2 separate regions of the Homo sapiens genome follow, and region 2 is linked to region 1. A link is a contact called in ENCODE Hi-C data. All regions are on one chromosome and are shown on one strand. Each heading gives the region's core, a stretch centred on a gene start or an enhancer-like site at or near the end of the contact. The rest is flanking DNA. Distances are from core to core; before and after follow the strand shown.

What was found. A loop is a pair of places that touch in the nucleus more often than their neighbours do. Pooled maps may share reads with other maps.
Region 2: a loop to region 1 is called in a map of naive thymus-derived CD4-positive, alpha-beta T cell, with 6 times the contacts of the local background. The contact joins the promoter of DHX37 here to the promoter of SUDS3 in region 1. A Hi-C loop is called at or near these places in 1 of 168 maps with a recorded cell type or tissue (naive thymus-derived CD4-positive, alpha-beta T cell), 1 of 37 single-sample maps with no recorded cell type and 9 of 50 pooled maps.

The regions. Positions count from the first base shown.
Region 1 is chr12:118,375,140-118,377,839 of GRCh38, forward strand. SUDS3 (SIN3A corepressor complex component SDS3) reads left to right here and starts at 1,416. Exons shown (of 12, transcript NM_022491.3): 1 at 1,416-1,694. The coding sequence starts at 1,553. It overlaps LOC124903031 (a long non-coding RNA gene), which reads right to left and starts at 988. Exons shown (of 2, transcript XR_007063480.1): 1 at 817-988; 2 at 159-652. RefSeq lists silencers at 1,413-1,632, 1,663-1,812 and an enhancer at 1,471-1,971.
Region 2 is chr12:124,987,683-124,990,382 of GRCh38, forward strand. DHX37 (DEAH-box helicase 37) reads right to left here and starts at 1,449. Exons shown (of 27, transcript NM_032656.4): 1 at 1,235-1,449. The coding sequence starts at 1,340. RefSeq lists a silencer at 1,153-1,362.

The DNA of each region.
Region 1 (2,700 bases), core at 166-2,665:
AATCCTAGTTTAAATATAGATGGCAGACCTACGGTGCGATCTGAGAATGATTCTTATTTAGAAGGGGCTTCAGAAGATCTCAGAACTCCTGGAAAGACATCTTAGCATTCCATTCTGGAAATTCTTTAGTTTTGTTGGGAGAAAAAATCACTTACAAATAGAGCCAAGATTTTAATTAAAACAAGGTAGTAAATAAATGTCAAAATAAGTGGGATGAGAATAACGTTTCATTTTCAGAAGAGTCCATAGGGAACAATTCAGAGATAAATTTAATCACAAAAGGTCTGAGAATGGGAATATTCGGTTCCACCCTGGTTTTCACATCTGTTCATTTTCACTACTGGTTGCGTTTCCTACGGAGACTCGGGTGGAACATAAAAGTGGGGCTACTTTGGACAAACCATTAAAAACCTTACCCTTTTTTCTCGCTACACACAACTAGACCACATTGCTCTTAGCTAAAGGGACACCTTAAATCTATTCGTTCAGCAAAACTTATAACACCGTGTTCCTTTTCTACTCAGAGGGAATCGCACAAATTAATTCTTGCAGATACTCAGCTCTCCTGTTTTTTAAGCTTCCACGTGGGCCTTAGCCAAATAACTTCTGGTAGGCAAATTCTCCCCTTCTTCAGTTGAGAGCTCAGAGCAAGCTGTTGGATTAAGCAAAAGCACCTTTTAAAAAATTAATATTCAAGGCAGCTGTACCGCGGAGGGCCTGGGTCTCGGAGTCTAAAAAATCAGACTGGACGTTACTATTTTTTTTTAGGCAAACGACAGCTCGTTTCTCATTTGTAAAACCGGGGGAACATCTTACCGAATAAACCTTACACAAACAGAAAGGATTCCTAAGGGCTGGGAAAATACTATTTTGCTGTCCCCAGGATGGAATATCAGCATCCTTGTCTTTTAGCTCTTAATAAAGCTCTAACTAGTCACAGGAGGAGCCAGGCTGCATGATCACGCACACTCTGGACGTCTAGGTTTTCCGACCTAATAAGGGGGCAGGTCGCGTCGTTCCCTGCTTAAATTAGAGACCACCTCCACCTGCCAAGGGCCCTTCAAACCCTCCGCCCCTAGGTCGCTAACGATCACCGCTTTAGTTCTAGCTCCAGGCGCCGCCTGGCGGCTGTCTCCGGAAGTCGCCTGCGAGCCTCGGGGTCCTGACCGCTGCTGGGCCTGCCCGTAGATTTGCCTGACTCTAGCGAACCTGGCTCCGCCCCTCCCCCACTATACGTTGAGGATTTTAAGACGGCGATGAAAGGGCTGAGGTTGTGGCGACGGGGGCGTCCAGCGGCATCTCCACTCCCCCAAGGATGGCGGAATCAGGCCGTTGTCGGGCAGCTCTCGACCCGGAAGTCGCTCGCGGCGCGAGGCCCCCGTTGCCGAGCGCGGGCGCGGGGGGCGGAGCTCGGCGGAGACGGGGAAGGGGTCGCCGTGGCTGCCGGTCCTCGAGTTGGGGGCTGCCGCGGACACTGCTAGGCAGACGGCGAGTACCGAGCGCGGGTGGCCGCGGTGTCCGTGGGCCACGCTCAGCTGCGGTCAGAGGCGACATGAGTGCCGCGGGGCTGCTGGCCCCGGCCCCGGCCCAGGCTGGAGCGCCGCCGGCCCCCGAGTACTACCCCGAGGAGGATGAAGAGCTGGAGAGCGCCGAGGACGACGAGCGCAGCTGTCGGGGCCGCGAGTCGGACGAAGGTGAGTCCTGCCGCTCGCCCGGCCGCCCGGAGCGGAGGTGGGACCGCTGGGGGAGGGGGTGGGGCTGTTCGGGAGAGGGGCGGGGCGGCCTCCGGGGCCTGGGGCTGCGTGGAGGGGCCGCCGGGAGTTGCGGGGCTCGGGGAAGTTACCCCCATCCGTGCTGGAGTAGCGGGGAAGCCCTGGGTGCGTTACACTCGACCGTGATGGGGAGAGGGGACTTAGATGTTGTCACGCTGGGGGTCCCTTTAAGACCCCGTCCTCCCTCCCAGCCGTTTCTGATTGAACCTCACTCACTAGTAGGAATTAGAAACTCATTTACTGAATACATCGAGTGTAGTTCGCCCCTTTTTTGTGTGTGAGAGCATCAGAGTCCAAAGTTGCCCCTCCCCACCCCCGAAATGCATAAGTCATCTATACTTTAGGTAGTACACTATTGAGAACTCAGGTTGGTTAAAGGAAAGGGACCTAGAACCAGCCAGATACAGGTTTAAATTTGGCTTTGTCACTTAACTCAGCTTTGTAAACTTAAGTTTTCCAGCCTCGATTTACCCAACTGTAATGGAGCTGTTTAATTCCCACACCTGCCCTAGAAGGCACTTCCTAGGGTCGGTATAGGGATTAAATGACATGCGCATAAAGTACTTGGCCTGGTACTGTAAATACTCCGTAAATGTTCTCCCCACCCGCCCCCCTCCCGGAAACAGGTAAGAGAGGGAGAGATTTGCTTAATGGTCCCCAGGTGTTGTGTTTTCAGTCCCACGCTCTTTGCACTGTCATCACAGAGTCTCAGAGCCTTGCTTTTCAAACTGGGCTTTATAATTTGGCAAGTGTGAGGAACGCTATTTTGGAGGGATGGAGGAGGAGGAAGGTGATGAAATGTGAGAGATCAAGGGAGGAGAAATAGGAAACAAAGAGAGACCGATATATGAGCGGAATATTCTGGGACAAAATCGGGCCGTGGAGCAAAAGCTAGACCAGCTGTTTGGAATGGGGCCTACGTTTTATT
Region 2 (2,700 bases), core at 199-2,698, 6.6 Mb after region 1:
GGTAAGACGGCTACTACAGGTTAAATATCCCTTTCCAGAAATGCTAGGAACCAGACCTGTTTTAGCTTTAGGAACATCTGTATTCTATTCACTGGTTGAGCATCCCTAATCTAAAAATTTGAAATCTGGAATGCTCCAATGAGCATTTCCTTAAGTGTCATGTTGACACTCAAAAACTTTTGAATTTTGGAGTATTTTGGATTAAGGCTGCTCAACGTGTGCTACTGGTCCCATTCTGCAGATGTGAAAACGAAGGCACAGAGATGTTAGGGGATCTGCCTCAACTCCCAGCCTGTCTGTGGAACTTTTTTTTTTTTTTTTTTTTTTTTGAGATGGAGTCTCGCTCTCTCACCCAGGCTAGAGTACAGTGGTGCGATCTTGGCTCACTGCAACCTCCGTATCCTGGGTTCAAGCCATTCTCCTGCCTCAGCCTCCCAAGTAGCTGGGACTACAGGTGCCCACCACCACGCCTCCTCTGCTCTAAATGCTCCCATGGCTGCCCTCTCCCGTAGAGAAAAAGCCCCAGTCCTCGCCAAGACTGCAGTCCAGGCCCGACCTGCCCTGGCCCCCTGTTTTTTCTCTCATCTCCAGGCAGCCACTCAGGTCTCCTTCAGATCTTGACTCTAACAGAGTGATGTCTTCTCCAGCAACTCTATGGGATGCTGCAACCCACCCAATGGCCTCTTCTGTTTTATCTGCTCACTATAGCCGCATAAATTTCTATATGTTTATTCTTTGCCTGTCTCCTCCTATACAGCAGGTAAACTCAGGGATTTTCTAAAAATCTCCCTTTCTGCTATGTCTCCAGTGCCTAGAATAGTGCCTGGCATGTAATAAGGGCTACTCCTAAAAAGGGGTCTGAGAGAAATGTCAGCCAGCCTGGAGCTGAGCAGACAAGACTGGGCTGAAAATACACATTTGGGGGTCGCTGGAGATTATAAAGAGATTATAATCGAAGTCATGGGAAGGGATGGAACTACTCCTGTTTTTTTTGCCAAATTCTCCATGTTACTATTTGAGGGCGAGAGAAATCCCGGGTATTCCATATACACTGTTAAAACTAGGCTGTCACTAAGCCCCTCTCCTTTGGATCATCTGGAATGGGGGGACCCATTCCCCCATTCCAGATGATCCATCCCACCCCTCTGGGATCCCCACCCGAGAGTCCTGAAGGCAGGGCACAGGCCGCCCTGGGAAATCTCCGAAATCCAGCCCCGGTCCGGGGATGTCTTACCCTCCAGTTCCAGCTGCACGGGGGGCGGCTCGGGGGGGCCCTTCGAGGGTCCGGGGCCCGCCTGCTGGCGCCCCTTGATGTTGTAGCGCCGGCGCAGCTTCCCCATGGCGACTAGGCCAGGGTGGGCGCTCCAGCGGCCGGACCAGCAGAGCAATCCGAAACCCAGCCCACGTGGGTTCCCAGACCACCAACTCCGGCCGTGAGACTTCCGGGTTGTGTTATCGCGAGAACTGTAACTGACTTTGCCGCTGAGGGGCGGGGTTGCAAGAGAAACCCAGCGAAGAGGAGAGGCGGAGCCGGGCCGGGCAGGGGGCGGGACTATTTAGAGAAGTAGGCGGGGCCTGAGGTCCCAGCGGAGGCCGGAGTTTAAGTCCTGGGCTGTTCTCGCTTGGGGTAGTCTGGGTTTAAATATGAATTATATCTACTGATACTAATTTGGCTTCTTGGGAGTGGAAGTGTTTTGCCACCTTTTAAAATATACCCCGCCCCCAGTACTCCAAACTTCTTCCCCCCAACCCTGGTTTGCGCATCTGTATTTTCTGATATTCCTACAAGAAACGTATTAGTCGTGTACTTTTAAAAAGGCACCAAATATTTCCATCACAGGGATAGATGGAAGATCTAAAAGGAGGCCTCTACGGGCGCGGTGGCTCACGCCTGTAATCCCAGCACTTTTGGAGGCCGAGGCGGGCGGATCACGAGGTCAGGATTTCAAGACCAGCCTGGCCAAGATGGTGAAACCCCCGTCTCTACCAAAAATACAAAAAAAATTTAGCTAGGCCTGGTGGCAGGCGTCTGTAATCCCAGCTACTTGGGAGGCTGAGGCAGAGAATTGATTGAACCCGGGAGGTGGACGTTGCAGTGAGCCGAGACTGCACCACTGCACTTCAGCCTGGGCAACAGAGCTAGACTCTGTCTCAAAAAAAAAAAAATAAAGTTGTCTATTACATAACTTTAAATTCCCATTACCGCATCACATTGTAACACACTGGGAAACAATGCATTATTATTATTATTGAGACAAGGTCTGGCTTTGTTGCCCAGGCTGGAGTGTAGTGGAGCAATCTCGGCTCACTGCAACCTCTGCCTCCCGGGTTTAAACGATTCTCCTGCCTCAGCCTTCCGAGTAGCTGGGACTACAGGTGCCCGCCACCACCCCCAGCTAGTTTTTGTATTTTAGTAGAGACGGAGTTTCACCATGTTGGCCAGGCTGGTCTCAAACTCCTGACCTCGTGATCTGCCTGCCTGGGCCTCCCAAAGTGCTGGGATTACAGGCATGAGCCACCGCGCCCGACTTTTTTTTTTTTTTTTTTAAGAGATGAGATCTCGCCCTGTGGGCCAGGCCAGAGTGCAGTGGTGCAATCACCACTCGCTGCAGCCTTGACCTGTCCTCCCACCTCAGCCTCCTGAGTAGTTATGACTACAGGCACACACCACCACGACGGGCTAATTTTTCTATTTTTTTG